2 separate regions of the Homo sapiens genome follow, and region 2 is linked to region 1. Evidence: read pairs that join two places in POLR2A ChIA-PET (ENCODE). Cell type or tissue: Panc1. All regions are shown on one strand. Each heading gives the region's core, and the rest is flanking DNA. Links, peaks and the distances in the headings are about the cores only. Region 1 has its middle 54 kb from the start of MME. Region 2 overlaps LOC105374171 (a long non-coding RNA gene).

The links. Peaks named below come from ENCODE experiments on the same cell type or tissue, not always from the same donor. Only the 100,000 strongest peaks of a DNase experiment are listed, where the experiment ranks them.
Region 2: POLR2A ChIA-PET joins it to region 1 with 5 read pairs; 3 of 35 experiments call an interaction of 5 or more read pairs at or near these places.

Annotation. Positions count from the first base shown.
Region 1 is chr3:155,017,658-155,034,179 of GRCh38, forward strand. It overlaps a transcript of MME not described here. Among named protein-coding and RNA genes, the nearest start is that of MME, 54 kb to the right of the region's middle. RefSeq lists a silencer at 9,683-9,977. In Panc1, for the core only: no CTCF peak of the experiment used is centred there; no DNase peak of the experiment used is centred there.
Region 2 is chr3:154,952,840-154,956,839 of GRCh38, forward strand. LOC105374171 (a long non-coding RNA gene) reads right to left here. Exons shown (of 5, transcript XR_001740568.2): 3 at 2,674-2,767. Among named protein-coding and RNA genes, the nearest start is that of MME, 130 kb to the right of the region's middle. In Panc1, for the core only: no CTCF peak of the experiment used is centred there; a DNase peak (open chromatin) is centred at 2,120.

The DNA.
Region 1 (16,522 bases), core at 7,189-11,188:
TTTAATTACATGAATCAATGCTTATAAGTCTTCATGAATCCTCCTAGTAGATATGTTCATTTTTTTATACTACAATATTTTCATAATTTATTCTTCCTTCCTTATGATACCTGAAAAAGAAATTTATTAATAGCTAGTCACTTATAAACCAGCATCCCAGAATTCCTGGTATCACCTCTAGTATGACATAATCATATGCTCCCAATGGGTGCCTAATAAACACTTGTTAGATTAATTAATTTGATTCTTTTGACTTATAGGAGACTAAAGGCCAGGAAAAATAGAGATCAGTATCTAGGAATCAAACTACTATTCACTGCATAGCACAAAGTAACAATTCTCAAAAATTTTACAGCAACAAATGGGGAGGATAATGCTCACTGGTACATGTCCCTCTTCTTGGTGGAAGCACAGTTAAAGACCTCACTATTGGCTGAGTGCAGTAGCTCATGCCTGTAATCCCAACACTTTGGAAGGCCAAGGTGGGTGGCTCACCTGACATCATGACATCAAGGCCAGCCTGGCCAACATGGTGAAACCCTTTCTCTACTAAAAATACAAAAATTAGCCAGGTATGATAAAGAGTGCCTGTAGTCTCAGCTACTCCGGAGGCTGAGGCAGGAGAATTGCTTGAACCTGGGAGGTGGAGGTTGCAGTGAGCCGAGATCGCACCACTGCACTCCAGCCTGGGTGACAGAGCAAGATTCTGTCAAAAACAAAACAAAACAAAATGACAACAACAAAAAACCTCACTCTCTTGATGTGGCCTTGTCTTCTGCACATATAAACCATGTTTCCATCAGGGAAAATTATGGACATATAAGAGAATTGTGAAGGCAGTTTTTAGGATCTCCACAGGAATTGTTAACAGTGTTAGTGTCTCCCTCCAGGGTTTTCCTGGCCTTTCAGCGATTTGGTGAGCTTGGCTAGAATAGCCTGGTCTAACCCTGCAGAGACCCACTCAACCTCATCACTAGACAGGAGTGAAAACCAGAGTCAGTACTCTTACTGATGTCAGAATCAAATTGGAGAGAGATTCTGGAGTCCGACATGTAAGAAAACATTTAAGAAATCCTATACCTCAACACACAATGCTCAAGAAGTTGGGAGATTCCAAGAACAATTTCACTCAGAGGTTGGCGGTATTTGGCAAAGAATGACAGCAGTCTTGCACTGAGTACTTTACAGAGCACAGACCCACACTGCTTCAGCTCACTTCATCTCCTCAGATTCCCGAGAGAGGAGGCTCAGGAACTCTTACCATGTCCATTTGACAGAGGATGAAGCTAAGGCTCAAAGAAGGTAAGGATTACATGTGGTAAATTCAAAGTCACAGTGAATAGTTGAGTAATTGAGGAGGATGCAAACCTAAGTCTGATGACTTCCTGTTTTGCAGTGTTTTCCCTAAGTTACACCTCCTTCCCTGGGTGTCAAGCAGGAACTTGATATGTTTTGCTAATCAGTGAATCACCACCTTGCAACCATGTGTACGGCAACTGGATGTCTTTTTTCTGGGATGATATTATCTAAACTGTTAGAGCAGATAACCTTGTGCAATCTCAATAAGACACCATGGTAAAATTTCAGAAAATTGCATTGCCTTAGAGATACGGGCAGATTTTTTCAGAGCAATTGAATGTATTCAAAGATGTCTTAATTAAAATAAGAATAGATAATGTTAAATGTCCATTCCCTGGAAGTAGAATAACAGGAATGTCAACTGTAAGCCACACATTTTTATATAGTCTGGTAAACTAGCAAAAAAACAAAACAAAACAAACAAACCATAAAAACCCAAAAAACAAAAAAAGTCTTGGTGTGGACAGAAACAAATAAAATAATTACCGAGTCTTTTGACTATCATCTCCCTAATGCCTAACCCAATGCCTGGAAACAGTAAGAGACCAACAATGTATTGGCTGAGGTAAGTTTATGAGTTAAGGACTTCCTAAAGTAAAGGCCTCTTCAAAAGGTTTCCCCGCTTTCACCTTTGCCCTGCTTCAGTCTCTTCACACCCTGCAGCCAAGTAATCCTTGAAGAATATAAACCAGAGCTTGTAGTTAGCATAACTCTCCAATGACTCCCATTCTCTCTCAGAGCAAATGCCAAGGTCCTTGTAACAGTTTACAAGGCCCTGCAAGATTGGCCTCTCTGTGTCTCTTCAAACTCATTTCCTACTCTCAGCTTTATTTACACCCCTTCATCCACTCTGCCTTTTGCTGTTCCTCCAACATGCCAAATGCCAGAGGCATAGTCACCCAGGGGCCTTTGTCCCTGAGCTGCTCATCCTCAAGATATTACCCACTGTTCACCTTCTTCAAGGTACACAATTTATAGCTGAAACCACCCACTCACATGCTTTCTATTTACCCTCCTAGTTTACTTTGTTCTGTAATACTTAAGACTTTCTACTTCATTATTTATTTATTTTGTTTACTGTCTGTTTTGCCCCACTTGAATGAGAATTCCATGGGGGCAGGAATTTTTGTTCATTTGGTTGTTTTTCCAGTGCCTGGAACATAAGTACTCAGTAAATGCTTGTTGAAAGTAATACAGAGAGGCCGGGAGTGGTGGCTCATGCCTGTAATCCCAGCATTTTGAAGGCCAAGGCAGGCAGATCATGAGTTCAGGAGTTTGAGACCAGCCTGCCCAACATGGTGAAACCCCATCTCTACTAAAAATACAAAAATTAGGCGGGCATGGTGGTGCACACCTGTAATCCCAGCTACTCAGGAGGCTGAGGCAGGAGAATCGCTTGAACCCAGGAGGCAGATGTTGTGGTAAGCCAAGATCACGCCACTGCACTCCAGCCCGGGTGACAGAATGAAACTCTGTCTTAAAAAAAAAAAAAGTATACAGAAAAATGTTCTGAACTCAGTAAGATCACGGCTTTTATAGAGTGCCAAAGGAAAAGTTAATGAAGAGAAAAATAAGAAAAAATGTTTTCAGAATAACCTGGAGAGAAAGTATTCGGGCTTTAAAATAAAACTGGAGCTATATGGAAAAAGAAAGAGTGAGAGAGAAAGAGAGGGAGAAGGAGAGAGGGAAGGAGAAGAGATAGAGAAGGAGGGAGGGAGAAAAGGAGACTTTAAATTAGCTTAACAAGGTGTGGCTGGGAGTGGGCTTACGCCTGTAATCCCAGCACTTTGGGAGGCCGAGACAGGCAGATCACCTGAGGTCAGGAGTTTGAAACTAGCTTGGCCAACATGGTGAAACCTCGTCTCTACTAAAAATAAAAATTAGCCAGGCATGGTGGCACATGCCTGTAATCCCAGCTACTGGGGAGGCTGAGGCAGGATAATCACTTGAACCTCAGAGGCAGAGGCTGCAGTGAGCTGAAATCGTGCCACTGCACTCCAGCCTGTACGACAGAGCGAGACTCTGTCTCAAAAAAACAAAACAAAACAAAAAACAGGGTGCATGCTAAGACACCCCACTTCAAATAGTGTTTTTCGAGGTGTCTCAGCCAGTTCGGGCTACTATAACTGGCTGAGTATCATAGGCTGGGTGGCTTAAACAATTAAAATTTATTTATCACAGTTCTGGAGCCTGAGAAGTCCAAGATCAAAGTGCCTATGGATCCAGTGACTGCCATCTTTTCATTCTACGCTCACATGGTGGAGAGTAGAAGGAGAGGAAGCAAGCTCTTGTCACATGCATCCGTGTGACGAGACCACCAACAGGCTTTGTGTGAGCAACAAGGCTGTTTATTTCACCTGGGTGCAGGTGGGCTGAGTCCGAAAAAGGAGTCAGCAAAGGGTGGTGGGATTATCATTAGTTCTTACAGGTTTGGGATAGGCATACAAAGTACATTCTCAAGGGCAGTGAGAATATTACAAAGTAACTTCTTAAGGGCGGGCAAGAATATATCATATCAGTTAGGGTGGGGCAGGAACAAATCACAATGGTGGAATGTCATCAGTTAAGGCTATTTTCACTTATTTTGTGGATCTCCAGTTGCTTCAGGCCATCTGGATGTATACGTGCAGGTCACAGGGGATATGATAGCTTAGCTTGGGCTCAGAGGCCTGACAGCTCTCACATCTCTCTTCTTATAAGGGCACTGCCTTAGTCCCTTTGGGTTCCTATCACAAAATGCCTGAAACTGGGTAGCATATAAACAACAGAAATTTTCATCGCACACTTCTGGAGGCTGGGAAGTTAAAGATCAAGGCTCTGGCAGATTCGATGTCTCATGAAGGCTCATTTTCTGGTTCATAAATGATGACTTCTCACTGTGTCTTCACATGGTGAAAAGAGGGAGGCAGTTCTCTGGGTTCTCTTTTATAAGGGTACTAATCCCAATTATGAGAGTTAAGTCTCACAAAGACCCCACTTCTCAATATCATCCCCAAAGCCCCACCTCCCAATACCATCATCTTGAGGGCTGGCATTTCAACATATAAACTTGGAGGTTGGGGCGGGGGGCACAAATATTTAGACCATAGCAGGCACTAATCTCAACAATCAGGGCTCTACACTCATGACCTTATTACCTACTAAAGGTCCCACCTCCTAATATGAACATCTTAGGAGTTAGAATTTCAACATATGAATATTTGAGGGACAGAAACATTCAGGCCAAAGCACAGAGTCTTTTCCATGGAGCCTTACAAATCAGGGAAGGAGTCAAATACAGACTTCAGCCCCCAAATCCATATCTGCCCCTCAGTTTTACATCTTCAATATTTTTAGTTTCTGGATAAGATTTTTTCTTTTAAAAAATGCCTTAGATTAAAAATAAACATAAAAGAGTGAAACTACTACCATAAAGTATGTTATACCAGGAAATTCTTGAGAGAGATTTGCTGAAGACTGCTGATAGAAAAGGTCAGGATCACAGAAAGTGGACTATTCTCTGCCTTCTCTCAGCATCTAGGCTTCAGGTTGTAAAGAAGCTTGGGAAAGAGAGCAGAGCTAAAGCAAAGAAAACGAACATGTTCTTTAGGGAAATGTGTAACTGAACTTGGAGTTGAGGTGGTCTGGCTGATGAGCCAGGGCTGGAAGTAGCAACAAAGAAAAGCCCTCTTCCAAAGACCATTCAAACTTTTATTTGTGGAAGTGAGTGTGCTGTGCAGTGAGTTTACAACTTCAGAGGACACCGAGACAAGAACACAAAGGCATTCTTGGAAATAACTCAGAAAACAAGAGTTGAGAATATGTGGAATGTAGTGGGAATACAAAAGCCTTGTAGTTTTTAGTATTGGGAACAGTGGTGTGGCCTCCTTCCGGAGTGATATACATGCTTTCATCCACAGTTCCTGTCTCATAAGTCCCATAGCCTTTGTTATAATGTTGAGATGCCTTAGGCCTCAGAAACAGGCCTCAGAAGACAGGATCTCTCTCTCTCTGACCCTCCCCTGCCCTCCTTTTATGTGCCTGAGGCAGGACTATAATCTGATTTTGGGTCATAAGACCCTCATTCCAGAGAACCTTCTGCCCCATACCCTGGAAGAAGGATTGCTCCACAGACATGCCAAGAAGAATCTGGACAGGCCTTGCTGGGTTTTCCCACTCTGCCTGTTTGTACTAAATTATACCTTTTTGTCCAATCACATTTCTACATGATTGTCAATCATGCTTATCCAATGAAGTCTTCATAAAAGATCCAAGAAGACAGGGTTTGGGGGCTTCTGGATAGCTGAACACGTGGAGGTTTATAAGAAACCAAACAAGAATTTATCCATGTGCCGGGAGGGTGGTGCACCCCAACTCCACAAGGACAAAAGCCTCTGTGTCCAGGATCCTTCCAGACCTCACCCTTGCATCTCTTCATCTGGGTATTTATTTGTATCATTTAAAATATCTTTGTAATAAACTGGTAAATATAAGTTTCCCTGAGTTCTGTGAGCCACTCTAACAAACTAATTGAACCCCAAGAGACGGCTGTAGGAACCCCAGTGGAAGCTGATTGGTCAGAAATTCTGGAGCTTGGACTTGTGACTGGTGTCTGAACTGGGTGGGGGAAGTCTTGGGGACTGAGTCCTCAACCTAGGGATCCAAGGCTATCTCCAGGTAGTGTCAGAATTGAATTAGAGGAAACCCAGCTGGTGTCCTCTGCTTCATGTGTGGGGAAAAACCCACATACATTCGGTCACAGAAGTCTGTGTCAAGGCCAGGTGCAGTGGCTCACGCCTGTAATCCCAACACTTTGGGAGGCTGAGGTGGGCAGATCACTTGGGGTCAGGAGTTCAAGACCAGCCTGGGTAACATGGTGAAACCCTGTCTCTACTCCAAATACAAAAATTAGTTGGGCATAGTGGCGGGCCCCTGTAATCCCAGCTACTCGGGAGGCTGAGGCAGGAGAATCTCTTGAACCCAGGAAGTGGAGGTTGCAATGAGCCGAGATGGCACCATTGCCCTGGGCAACAAGAGTGAAATTCCATCTCCAAAAAAAAAAAAGAAGTATGTGTCAGTTGTTGTAGTGAGAGCAGAAAAAAAACACCCAGTGAGTGTTGTTTTTTCCACATTCCTACTGAGTATGACGAATGGTTGTTGATGGTTATCACTGGAGATTGAAAACTGGGATTCCTTTTTCACCAGGAATTGGTGCCTACCATGGCTGGGGATACACAGTGATGGATTTGTGACTTGCTCCTCTGAAAGCTGGCCCAAGGGTGTACAGCATATGAATGTGGGGGAGTTTACACTACACACGCTCTTGGCTGTAAGTAGTTGAGTTTCATTTTTTAAATTTATTACTAACTGCTTAACTTTAGTTGAAGCCTGAGAATCTTATCTACACTGATATAATTTATGCTGTTAGCATTTCACTTTATGCAGCTCTTAATCCACTCCCATGCCCCAACTTGATGCTTAATTTGGTGTATGTATTGATTTATGTTGTTTTCACAAGAATAATAAATAGAGCTGGCAGTCTGAAGAGAGGACAATAAAGTTGTAAATAAAGGAGGGGAGTAATGCCATTCAACCTTAACTTTATATATTGATATCATTCCACTTTTTCTGCTATATTATAACTGATATTATCAACATGTGTCTATTTTATTGATACTTTTTGCACTGATCTTGCCCTGATTTGGTCATTTTTGGTGAACAATTTTAGAAATAAGAGCATAACATAGAAAAAGGGACATCTGTCGTAGAGATACATTTCCTATAAAGGTGCATACTTATGTGCACATAAAATTATATATGAATGCAGAAAATGTCTACAATGAAAAATAAAAATGGTCCTGCCTATGGTAGAATTACTGCTGCAGGAAGTAGAGGGGAATTGGGGTGATATCTTTGGAAGCATAGGAAGGACCATCAAACAACTCAAAACCATGCCACATGAAAAATAGCTGAAAAAGTGTGATTTTTTCAACTTGGAGAAAATAGACCCACTGAACTTAATAGCTGTCTCCAAATATGTGAAGTCTGTCTCGCAGAAAGATCAGGCTTGTTAGGTAGGGCCCCAGGGGCAGATAATGAGGGATGCATCTTCCTGAAAGGTGGAGCAGAGTATCTGCAACACTCAAACCTCTTACTCTGGCTCTGAGAGGAAAAACACCACCCAGGGTGCAGCCCAGCCTTTGCCACTATATGCCTGCCAATGGGGAGGACACATCTACTCAGCCAACTGTGCCAGTGACCAGAGATAAACTCTGATGGGTTTGTGCTTTATTCTTCTAAAATTGGTGTCAGGGTGCACAGTAAATGAATTCTGGAGAACTAGGGGAAATTTGTAGGCAAAAGTAGAGACAAAGTATGGATCACTTTGGGAGGCCGAGGTGGGTGGATCACTTGAGGTTAGGAATTCGAGACCAGCCTGGTCAGCAAAGTGAAACCCCATCTCTACAAAAATACAAAAATTAGCTGGGCATCGTGGCAGGCACCTGTAATCCCAGCTACTCAGGAGGCTGAACCAGGAGAATCACTTGAACCCAGGAGGCAGAGGTTGCGGTGAGCCGAGATAGTGCCATTGCACTCCAGCCTGGGAGACAGAGCGAGACCCTGTCTCAAAAAAAAAAAAAAGTAGAGACAAAGTAGATACCAAGTGGTATCAGATTTTTTCTTTCTTTCTTTCTTTTTTTTTTTTTTTTTTTTTGAGACAGAGTTTCACTCTGTCGCCCAGGCTGGAGTGCAATGGCACGATCTCGGCTCACTGCAACCTCTGCCTCTTGGATTCAAGCAATTCTCTCCTGCCTCAGCCTCCCAAGTAGCTGGGATTACAGGTGCCCGCCACCATACCCAGCTAATTTTTATATTTTTAGTAGAGATGGGGTTTCACCATGTTGGCCAGGCTGGTCTTGAACTCCTGACCTCAAGTTATCTGCCTGGTATCAGATTTTTGCAGACTAAAAGATATCAGGTATCAGGTTTTAGCAAACCATAGAAATATTAATAATCCTAAAAAAAAGCCAAACACAGAAAGAAAGTACAGATTCTGCCCCTCTTTTGCCAGTGTAGCCATGGACATTCTAACAGCAGTTACATTGATCTGTTCTGCTATAGGCATGCTCCATGCATTTCCCTTGGGAAACTGAAGCAAACAGGATTGAATGCTTAGGGTTTGTTTGTTTGTTGGGGTAGGGGGGTGGGTGGAGTTGTTTTAAGGAACACTCCCAGCTCAGTGTCCATTTATCTATTCATTGAGGCCCTCACAACTTGTCAGTCAGGAAACTCAAATGGGTTAAAAAAATGAACTCTGGAGCCAAGGTGCTAGGGTTTAAATCCCACTTCTACCACTGAATGGCTTTTTTTATTGTTATTATCACTAGTCCCTCAAGGTCAAAGACAGAGTTAGATCACTACTTCCCTGTAAGAAAAATAAGCCTTGGCTGAGCGCAGTGGCTCACACCTGTAATCCCAGCACTTTGGGAGGCCGAGGTGGGTGGATCACCTGAAGTTAGGAATTCAAGACCAGCTTGGGCAACATGGTGAAATCCCGTCTCTACTAAAATTGCAAAAATTAGCTGGGTGTGGTGGCGCGTGCCTTTCATCCCAGCTACTTGGGAGCCTGAGGCATAAGAATCGCTTGAACCCCACAGGCAGAGGTTGTACTGAGCCGAGATCATGTCACTGGACTCCAGACTGGGTGACAGTGAGACTCTGTCCCATTCCCCCCACCTCCCCCAGAAAAGCAAGCAAGAAAGAAAAAGAAGCCTCTTAAGTAATACCCTCATCCAGCTATCCTAGTATCTGAGTGTGATTCTTCATAAATAAAGCTGTAGAAACACAAATGTCCAGAAGCAGGTTGATGATGTTTCCTAACCTCTTTTTCCTTTATGTCTTTAAACAAAACAAGAGTTTACAATAGATTTGCTACTTTATTCTGTCTATCTACTCAGACAGTAATAATAATTTTAACAAGCATTGATTCAAATATTAAATTACCCAATAGATCTATTTAGCCTGGGTATTTTGCAAGCACCTCAATTTCAACATCCCAGAAACTGAAGTCTCAAGCTTCTCTTTGCATTTCTAATATTTGTCAATATACTTAGACATTTCCAAAATCATTTTTGGTTTGGCAGTGCTACCCTGCTAAATTTTTCTCAAATCCATCTCTTCCTTGGACTCATTTCAGAACTGCCCTGAGTCAGGGCTTCTTGATATATTGCCTGGATTCCTGCTCTAATCTCTCAATGCTTCCTGTCTCTCTCTTCTCTTGTACGTAACACTTCCCTCATCTACACAACCATAAGGAAGAGCTCTCTAAAATGCAGATCTGATCTTACACTCCTATTTCCTGTAAAGTCTAAAGCCCTGGGCAAGGTTTTTATGGTTCTTCAAGGTTCCAATTTATCTTTCTAGTCCTGCTCACTCCCTGCTGTGCTTGTTCAGCCTTAAAGGCTATTAGCGGATTTCTCCCAACCACCTTCCCTGCCCTCAGCACATACAGAGTGCCAGGGCCCTTCTGGGCCTTTGCTCATGCTACTTGCTTTATCTGAGTGCTCTTCCTCCTTTCCCTGATCTGAAAACCTCTATTCAATCTTAAAGGCCCAGCTCAAATATTACTGTTGTTAAATTTCTTTGTGTTAGGATTTCTTCTATAGAATCCCTTAACAGTAGGCTTAGATAGAATTTTAGCATTTTAATAGCATTAAAGGTATAACTGGCTAAAAGGCAACAGATTAAAAACACACAAATAGTTTACTCTGACAATGAGATTAGGTGCTTTTTAAACTATATGATTTATAGTTTTATGCATTTTAACCTTCACAGCTAGCCCAATCCTAAGCACATAATAGATACTCAAAAAGTTTGTTGACTGAATAAATGAAATAAATCTTTTACCTCAAATATATTAATATTTTTACTTTTCATCAGCACAATCAAATAGAGATGTACTTTTTTGCCTTGTATTATCTGTTTACTAATTTCTAGCAATCTATTCATGCATGGGTAAATGTAACCCTAAAGAGAGAATTCTGCCTTCTTTTTAAAATGGGAATGGACTCAGTGAAAGGAAAGGGGTGAGGACCATCATTTATTCATTCATTTGATGCCTATTATCATGCACCTTTCTAGGCTCTGGAGATTTAGTGAAACAGACAACATTTCTACTCTCCAGGATCTTCTCTTCTATAAAGATAGGACAGAAGAGAAACAAGTAAACAGACAAATAAGTTAATTGTGTTTAGTGATAAGGACTAAGAGAACCATAAAATGGATTAATGTGGCACAACCTAATTAGAAATGGGGAATACATGAGATTGGGTGGTTACCTTGCCAATGAAGTGAGAGCTGCATGTTGAAAGGAGCCAGCCATGTAATAATCTGGGAATAGAGAGGACAGTTAGGGTAAAGCCTAAGGACAGGAGTGAGGAAAAGGCAGGAGGCAATGTGGCTGCTCATTATTAGCAAGGGGATCACCTGGTGTAGCAGATGCTGTACTACCTGCTTTCCACATTTCTACGTTTATGTCTGATTATATCTTCAGAAGGCTAGCCACACTTTATAGATGGAGGAACAGATCATCAGAGCAAGATAGCAGACTTTTCCAAGTCTTGTATCTTGGAAATGAAAGGTGTAATTATTCTAAATGAATTCTGACTGTCTCAGAAGTTTAGGATCAAACGTCAGGCTAAAGTAAAATGATTTTTGGTAGCATTACATCTTTATTGTCAATTGAAATGTCAACCTAAAGTAATCAAAAGGGTCAGCATTTATTTTTAAAAAGAATTCATTCCAGTCTAAATTTGCCTCTCTTGGACTTCTAGGGGTTTCTTTTTGTTACTTACAAGTTAGTTTGGGCTACAAAGACTTAATTTTAGTGTTTGAAATTTGATTTGGGGAAGTACAGCAAATATCAAAGGTTTAAAACACTTCATATCAAAACAGAATCACAGGTTATGGTAAAATAAGTCAATCATTTAGCCAAAGTGATCATGTAAAGGTTTCACAAAAAGCAAAAACTTTTAATCTTTGATAGAAAGGAGATCAAAGTTATTAAACAAAGTCCTAATAAACACAACATGAGACCAACAGAATCTGTCTCTTCCTTTGTCCAAATTTTTGCAGTTCATGCAAAAGGGAAGCACAATTTTTCTTACTATTTCTTGTTAATACTACACAAAAAGGAGGAAACCAAATTTTACTTTTGTATTAGTGTATTATCAATACTAAAGCCAATTTTAATAAAACCTTAAAAACAAATCCATCCAATCTCAACCAACTTTGACCATATAAGAGTTTCATAAACCTTTTATAACTTCTTAAAAAATTTTTTTCTATTTATTCCTTTCTCCAATATTTTAGGTCCTTTTAGTTTTATTTATATCATAGTCCTTTAATTTAAATAACCTCTTAAACTAGACAAATTAATTTTTTACTAAAAAACCACATTTTTATGTTTTTGTTTTTTCTAAAGATAAATCTTTTTTATATTTGCATCAAGACTATTTTTCCCGTATCTAGTATTTAATTACACATAAAATTAATTTAGCTCAAGCCAAGTCAAGCAAGTATCAAAAGTATAACAAAATGAACAGTTTTAGGACCTTAAAATATCTATTAGAAACAGTGTAACCCTGTCTGAGCAGTAGACCCTGGCAAAATGTATGAATTATATTTAATACTAACAATTCTGAAGACATTTACATGTTATTTTGGCAACAATTTTAAAACTAGTTCTACTTGCCAAAGAATACTAAAATCATGTGAACGAAAAGGCATTTGAGTTAGTTTCTATTTTTCTGATAAAATACTTAAGTACTTAATTTTCCTCTAAGCCAATTAATTAAAGTTCTTTCCCACATTTTGATAGTGAAATATCACATACTCATGACACATATAAATATATAGACATATAGGCACACAGACAGAAATAGATCTTATGCCTTTAGAATATTCTTCATTTACCAATTTTTAAATAGTTTTTCTCTCCCTTTAGACTATTGAGGCCTAAGCAATTGTTAGTTAGGCAATCCTCAATTTGCATGCCCAAAGACATGACTTTTAGGTGAACATTTACATCCCAAAGGCACAGAAATTAGATCTAAACGCCATTATTTGTTCAGACAAAAAAGGGAATAGGTAAAGATTCAATCAAGATAAAATGGTTGAGAAAAGTGTCTTAAGAATGGTAAATTATATAAACTTTAAGCCAATGTCTTCCTCACTGTAAAAGTTTCTAGTGGTTTAGGTACAGGAGGGAGATGCCCTTACAAATGGAGATTTTCTTTGTAAGTATAATTTTTTCTTTTATATAGAATTTCAAAATAGCCAGCTAAATCCCAGAAAGTCATATTTTGGAGACCAATCTACACTTAGGTGGTCTTTTCAACTTTGCTTGTTTTGTTTTTGTTGTTGTTGTTGTTGTTAGATTATTGACTTCAGGGTGTAGCCCTTTAATCGATAGGGCAAAGAAAGCATTTTCTGTATCTGTACTCAGTGTAGATAGCTCCGAAAAGAAACAAGAATACTTTGCCTGAAGTCCTATCTTTTATAAACACTTTATCCAGCTTTTTTTTTTCTAGTTTAAACCAAGAGTATTTTTTCACAAACCAATACATCTTAACAAAGTTTATGACTTAACTGATAATAAGCTAGGCATCTCCAAAGAGGTGCCAAGCAATCCTCACAAGATATAGGATCACCCCAAAGACAGCTCAAAGAAAGAAAAGTTTTGCTAGCTGCAAATGGAATACATGTCACATTTCTGTCTGGCTGTATTTTCTACGATCTCAGCTTGTCAGCTAAGTGCCTATGCATGAAGGTCCAAAAGCCTTGTATGCCCCACAGATGGAGAGACCGGATGTGAAAATCTGTCCATGGAAGAGGAAAAAAAATCAATAATAAATGGTTACTCCAAAAGATCAAGAGTCATATGAATAATTTAAAACAAATAAGACTGGTTCCCTGATAGGGAATTCATCCTGGGTCACAGTCATAGCAGCACAGAATCTTAGCCATAGACTGCAGTTTGGAATGATTTTCTTTAAGTCCTACAGGGGATCCAAAGAGGGAACTTTGAGATGTAAAGGATTTTAACTTGTTTCAGCTGTAATGTTGCTTAGCTAATCCCTTGAATGTTAACATTTTACAGACATGTTAAGCTTTACATCTTTAAGAGCAGGGTATTTAAAGGGTATCATCTGATATTAGGTCAATAAATCATAAGTGTCATTTATTAATTCCAGTTTAGAAAAAAAATTGTTGGATCTGTATTTTATAATTTCAGTAGTTTCATTTTCATTCTGTAGCAACTCTGTTCCCTCTGGTCCAAATTTAAATACATTTTCCCCTTTTGAGAGAAAGAAAATTGTGCAATATGGAATTCCAAAAATTTGCCTAAGAGATGTGTGGGAGTTGAGGGAACAAGCAGAAAGAGGTAAGTTCAGATCATAGAGGAAGAAGAAGGAGTAGTTGGAAATAAAAGGGAGAAAACTTTGAATGTCTTTTTAAATTTAGAAATAGTTTTAGGCAATCTCTTGTAAAGAAATGACTTTATCAGAATGTCTTTTAGAAGCTTCTAAGTACCATTGAAAAATAGCTCTCTAGGTTGTTTTGTTTTTATTTTATAGCCAGCTTTTGCTTTTTGTTTGTTTTGTATTGTTTTGTTTTTGAGACAGAGTTTCGCTCTTGTCGCCCAGGCTGAAGTGCAGTGGCAAGATCTTGGCTCACTGCAACCTCTGCCTCCCGGGTTCAAGTGATTCTCCTGCCTCAGCCTCCCAAGTAGCTGGGATTACAGGTGCCCACCACCACACCCGGCTACTTTTTTGTATTTTTAGTAGAGACGGGATTTTGCCATGTTTGGCAGGCCGGTCTCGAATTCCTGACCTCAGATCATCCGTCCGCTTTGGCCTCCCAAAGTGCTGGGATAACAGGCATGAGCCATCGCACCCGGCCACCAGCTTTTGTTTTTAATTAAACATGCAGATAAACTAATGTAGCTATTTCCAAGGTACCCCATTTTCACTATTTTAGTTTGGGGTCTTCACAGCTTAAGTAAAACCATTTTTCTAGATATTGATGTGAGGTAACACCATAAATATTATACATAAATCTCACTGTAGTTTTTAAAGATAGATCTCTCCTTTAGAGGTACGATAGTCCATAATTTAGATTTTCCTTTTGAATGACCAAAAAGATCTTGTAGGAGAAATTTTGTTCATTTAAGGAGAAAGATTAGATTTGTCAATTGAATCAAGCTTCAGAATCTGACCAGTTTTAAAGATTACAAATTTTCCCTTAAGCCACAATTATTTCACTTTTTGTTTTTAAAAAGAAGTTGTTTCTCCTTGACCAAATTTCATACAACAGAAAATGTTGCAAACTCTAACAAGAAAGACATTCAAAACCTCAGTAAAAAGTAAAAATCCCAAATCTGCAGTCAGCAAAATCTCTAGAAAATAACCAATGAAACTCCTATCTTAAAAGCAGAGCTTCAATTCCAACTCCATTGACTGTGAATTAGGTTGCTTGAATACAGTCTGAATCTCAAATCAAAATCAGGGAGATTTGAAATCTGAAAGGAGCCTCAACAGATGCCCACTGGCTCTGGCAAGGTCAGATGAACAAAAACCATTCGTGCTGGGATCAAGTCTCTAATTGTGGGCAAAATGACAGGGATCACAGGAGGCTTGCTTCTGGTCCCCCTGGGTCACCAAAATGTCAACCTAAAATAATCAAAAGGGTCAGAATCTAGTTTAAAGAGAGTTTATTCAAACACAAAGTTCGAGGATAGACTATACAAGAAAAAGAGATTACAAAAAATGGAAGCCAATGTTTTGAAGCACAGAAGTTTGGAATCACTTATATAGACAAAGCTAGAGAAGTTTAACAGAATTTCAACCTCTTTCTATGTAAGGCTTAATGCATAGTTACAATGATCTAATTAGCTGAGGTGGTCTTTTTCTTTTGGGAAAGGCATATTTAACATTCCATACTAAAGATGTAACTGTCATGGAATCTTGTGTGGCATCTGGTCTGAGTTAGGTACAGGGCAATAAAGGAGAAAGTTAATCTATAAAAAAGACCTGTGATTGGAAGAGGGGAGATCTGGTTTCTGTCTCTTTTAGTCATTTACAGAACAAGAACATTAAAGAAGAGAGTTAAGCTATAACCTAAGAAGCAGAATTGCAAACATGCTATGTGACTCAGGCTCCAGGGCTTAACTTCCTCTTTGGCACCATAAATTTAGAGTGTCCTGAAATTTTGTTCTATTTCATAATAAACTGCTGTGAACATGATAAGAAGAAAATACAGTGAAATCCCTTAATATATTGCTGACGTTAGAATAGACAATATTGCCCACCTTCAAGTTTAAATCTATTATATTAAGCTTTTCTTTATTTGCAAGTTATATGTTTCAAAAACTGTTTTCTATTCATTCAAAACTATGGTGGAAACTATGTAACAAGCTTCATTATAATGGAATTTTAATAGATCAAGTGAAAATGCCTATTGTTATAAATACTAATAAAGTTAAAACTCATGGTTAGATGAGAATATCAACTACTTGAATTTTTTACAGTTTAAAGATAAAATAAGAGAGACTTCAATGTTAAAAGGCAACATTTGTTGGCTAAACATTGCTTCCTATTTGATGTTAAAACAGTCTATCAGTTCTTCAAGGCTGAACTAGCAGATTAAACAAATAAGAAAATGCATCCACCAAGCAATTGAGGGCATGTCAAAAGAGCAGGCAGTTTGTAGTGAATACAATGAACAGATATACCTATGTTTTATTAAAAAAAAATGTAGTCCATCAGGGGTCAGTAACCACCAAAAGCCTAATTAAAATGTTGATAAAAATCCCATATAACTTTCTTCCCTTGGACCAGAATAAACTTGAGGCAATATAGAATTCAATTACACCTACACTGGGAGACATTCCTTAAACCTAAGATACCAACAGATTCAAAATTAGCGTATTATCTCAATTAATATATGCAGCACACTAGGTCAATTGCCTTAAGAAATTAGGCCACAGATTTTTAAAATGTACACAGGGAAAAAGACTACCTCCAAAGTCATTTCTAAGAAGCATGCCTTCCTCCTCAACTTAACAGTAAGATGTGAGTTTTGAAGACCTGATCTGTATACAAGATTAAAATAGAAATCCTTT
Region 2 (4,000 bases), core at 1-4,000, 72 kb before region 1:
GATTTATAAGTCCCTATTAAATATTTCTCTCTGAGAAAAAAATAATTATATCAGAGAGACATCTAAACTCCCATGTTATGGCGGCACTATTCGTAATAGCCGAGATTAGAAATCAACATAGGTGTCCAGTAACAGACGAATGGATAAAGAAAATGTGGTATGTATACACAATGGAATACTATTCAGACATAGAAATTAATGAAATTCTGTTATTCTTTACAACATGGATAAAGTGGGAGGACATTATGTTAAATGAAGTTAATTGAAATATTACTATGTACCCCATGAATAGGTACAGTTTTAATTTGTCAATTTAAAACAAAATTTTAAAAACTTGTAAGAAATGAGAATGTCCAATGTCCAGAGAGCTCTTTCTCTGAAGACTTTAAAGAAAAAATATTATATTTTGAGAAAAAATAATATATTCCCTTTTCTTCCTTAAAGTATAAGAATATAAGAGATTATTACTCACATACTTCCTACAACAAGGATGACAAATTTAAAGCTCCTAAGCCCTAGGCCATCATGGCTATTCTGTCACCACTGAGCCAAAATAGAGCCCCAGAATGTTTTTCAGTTGAGCATTTCCAGCCATTTAACCTGTCAATAAGAGATATAGGAACTATTTCATTTTATTTATATACCCACCTTTCCCAGAATTAAAAAAAAAAAAGAAGTCTTGTGCTTCATAAAAGGTGTCTATTGAAACAAAACTAAACTCAAACCATAAAGAAACGAATAACATATCCTGAAGAAATTTCCTCTTTCTCAGAATTAAAAAGGCTTCAACCTTGAATTTTCAAAATAAACTCATCTCAGAGCTGCCACTGTGGTTAGTGAAAACTATTAAGCTACAGACTTCGTACTGATGTCACTCCTTCTCTATTCACTACGTGTGACCCATAGCCCTACCCTGTTTCTCTTCTGCTCTCTGCTTTCATAGGTCTCTGTTGGGTCACTTAGCTCAAGCTAAATGGAAAGAGTAGAAAAAGAGGCTTTCTTTAGCCTTCCTGTCAATATGCAGGCATATAACCTCACTGGAATCAGAAAACCTACAGATTATCACACTCCAACTGTCACAAATGACATCAGAACTGAGTTCATGTGAATACCAATTCTAACAGCATTTTTTAAAAATCAGGGCATGCTTTGTGCCCTCAGTAGAAAATGTTAGAAAAAGCACCTGTTGTTACCCCAATCCCTATCCCCATTTTACTTTCACCTTCTCTAGGTGAAAGCACATGTCAGGCATCAAGATCAAAGTCACACTGATAGAGAGCTAACAGAAATAAAAAGACTGAAGGAGGAAGAAAGGATGTTTATTAAATTGGGGGTCAAAAAAGGAGATAAATAGTATTATCTCCCCTCCTGTTTCAAGAAGAGGTAAAACAGGCTGGAATTTGAGAAACTTTTATTAGGTAAAAGGAAAGGATTTTGAAAACCAAAAAAAAAAAAAAAAGTTGATGATGGGGGCAGAATTTCTCGATTGTACTTTTTTAGGTATAGAGTTTTAGATGATGGGCATTTGTCTAAGACATTTTCAAGATTTCAGGAGACTTTATAAACCTGTGGAAGTGGATAGAAAGGTAGGAAGGCAGGTTAGGTGTGCTTTCAAATATACCAAAGAAGACCAAGATTGAGCTTCTAGACTACTGGCTAAAGAATCAGTGGGGGCCTTCAGATGATCTTCTTACTTGTCCAAACAAATTTACCATTAGGAGAAAAGGCAGATTTCTGAAGAATTACTTTGCAGAAATAAAGATATTATCAGGCAAGAAAAGCTACATTATGCTGCAGTGACAAAATCTTATTGACTTAAAGTAATCAAGTCTTGTTTCTTGTTCAATCTATACATTCACCTACTCTGCTCATAATCATTCAGGGAACACTCACCATCTCAAACATTAAAAATTAGAGAGAAAAGAATTATGAAGGTTCTTGCCTTGGCTATTAAATGATTTCCCTGGAAATATCATGTGCTACTTTTGCTCATAACTTATTATTCAGAACCAATCACAGGGCCTCACTCAGACACAATGAGGATGAAAAGTATGATACCATGTGCCTAGAACAGGAGACAGGGGATACATTTAAGAGTACAGCGCTAATAACTACCTCAAGAGGGCATCCTCCTGTTTCTCAAGAACCTAAGCAAGTATAATGGAGTCTCAGAGTCAGAAGAAGAACATTTATAACATGTCTTCTGCTTGTAAGTATGCATATAAAACAGAAGTGGCATAGAGCATAAATAAACTCTAAGCTACCTGATTCCCCCACTTCTGGCATGCAAGATAAGGTTTATAAATACTTGGAGCATCTAGGAAATTGATTCCTCGATATACGATTGATTGATTGATAGCTAGATAGCTAGCTAGAAATGAAGGAGGCTAGACTAAGGGTTAAGAGAAAATTATTTTTCCTTCTTCTATAGATAGATATAGCAAAAATATAATAGAATTTCATTAATTAGGGCTGGAATGGGAGAAATCCACACTGATTTAGTCAAAGGTATATATTATGAAATATATTAAAATTAATTTAATGTTATTTTAAGGAAATGATATTATTGTCAATATTACAAAATATTTAAGAGAAAATATTACACACAAAACCTCAAACAATCAGATTTAGTTCATATATATTGACTTAAATAATAAGGAATGCAATACATACCAAAAATTTGGCATACGTAGTCACAGACTTATAGACCCATTGATGTCTCTACTACCAAGTTATTGGTTTCATGGCCATCCAACTTTCCTTTGGACTAAAAAAGGATTCAGTTAGCTCGCCATAACATTTTATGATAAATTCATGGTTAAACTATACTTTTAAAAGATAACTACTAATTTTAGTTTGAAAACTAATGCACACTTTATCTAAGGTCATAAAAGACACATTGGTCATTGTTATTTATTCTTGCTTTACTCAGGTTTTTGTTGTTTTCTATTGTGAGAGTGATCAATTAAGATTGCAGAAAAAACTCTGAATAATATTACCAAAAAGGGAATATATTGAGAGGATCACAGCCAGTACAGGTGAAAAAGCCTACAATAGGCTTAAAAAAAAATAACACAAACTGGGGAATCAGAAATTAGACTATTATACAGGAGTGAATTGGCTACCACAGGATAAGGGCACACCTATCATTGTTTAGGGTTTTGCATCATTCTCCAAGAGTCTGCATCCTAGAGCAGATGCTATTTAACGTACCTAAAGTTGTGTTTCCATCCCCTTGGTTAGAAAAAGTCAAGATACTTTGATTGACAGGCTTCTTAATCTTGCACACAGTGAAGAGATAATTTCCCAAAAAGGATATGGGATTTTTTCCCAGATCAAGGGAAAACAGCGTAATGAATACTCAATAAAATAGGAAATATCTACTATACTAGAATCTGCTCCTAACAACTTTAAAATTCAACAACATTCTTTTTAGGGGCATATACAAACTTCCTCATATGGTTTGTAGTGGAAACTGAATGATAAAGGACCTTTTATGTCAGGAGTTTGGAATTCTGCCAAGCAGGTTATGAGGTCCTACTGCAGTGATATGATTTGTGTTTGTGTGTTTATTTGCTTAACTACTAATGGAAATGTGTGAAGTGGGTTACAGGAGTAAACCCAAGTATTAATAGAAAGACTAGTTAGGCAGCTGGCAAAAATTTAGTCAAAGCAAAGTTATAGGAACCAAATGTAAGAAAATGTCAGTAGAGCTAGAAAAAAGGGATCTGTATTAATTAGCATTTTGTATACAAAAAAAACCCACAAAACTTACAGATTTAAAACAACTACCACTTATTTAGCTGATTGGTCCTCAACCAGTGAAGTGGGGAAGTGGGTGGGACATTTGGCAATGTCTAAAGACATTTTTGGTTGTCACAGTGGGGGTGAGGATGCTGTGGTCATCTAGTTATTAGAAGCCAGGCATGCTGCTAAACATTTTATGATGCACAGGAAAGTACCACTCCTCCCCAAGAATTATTCAGTCCAAAATGTCAAT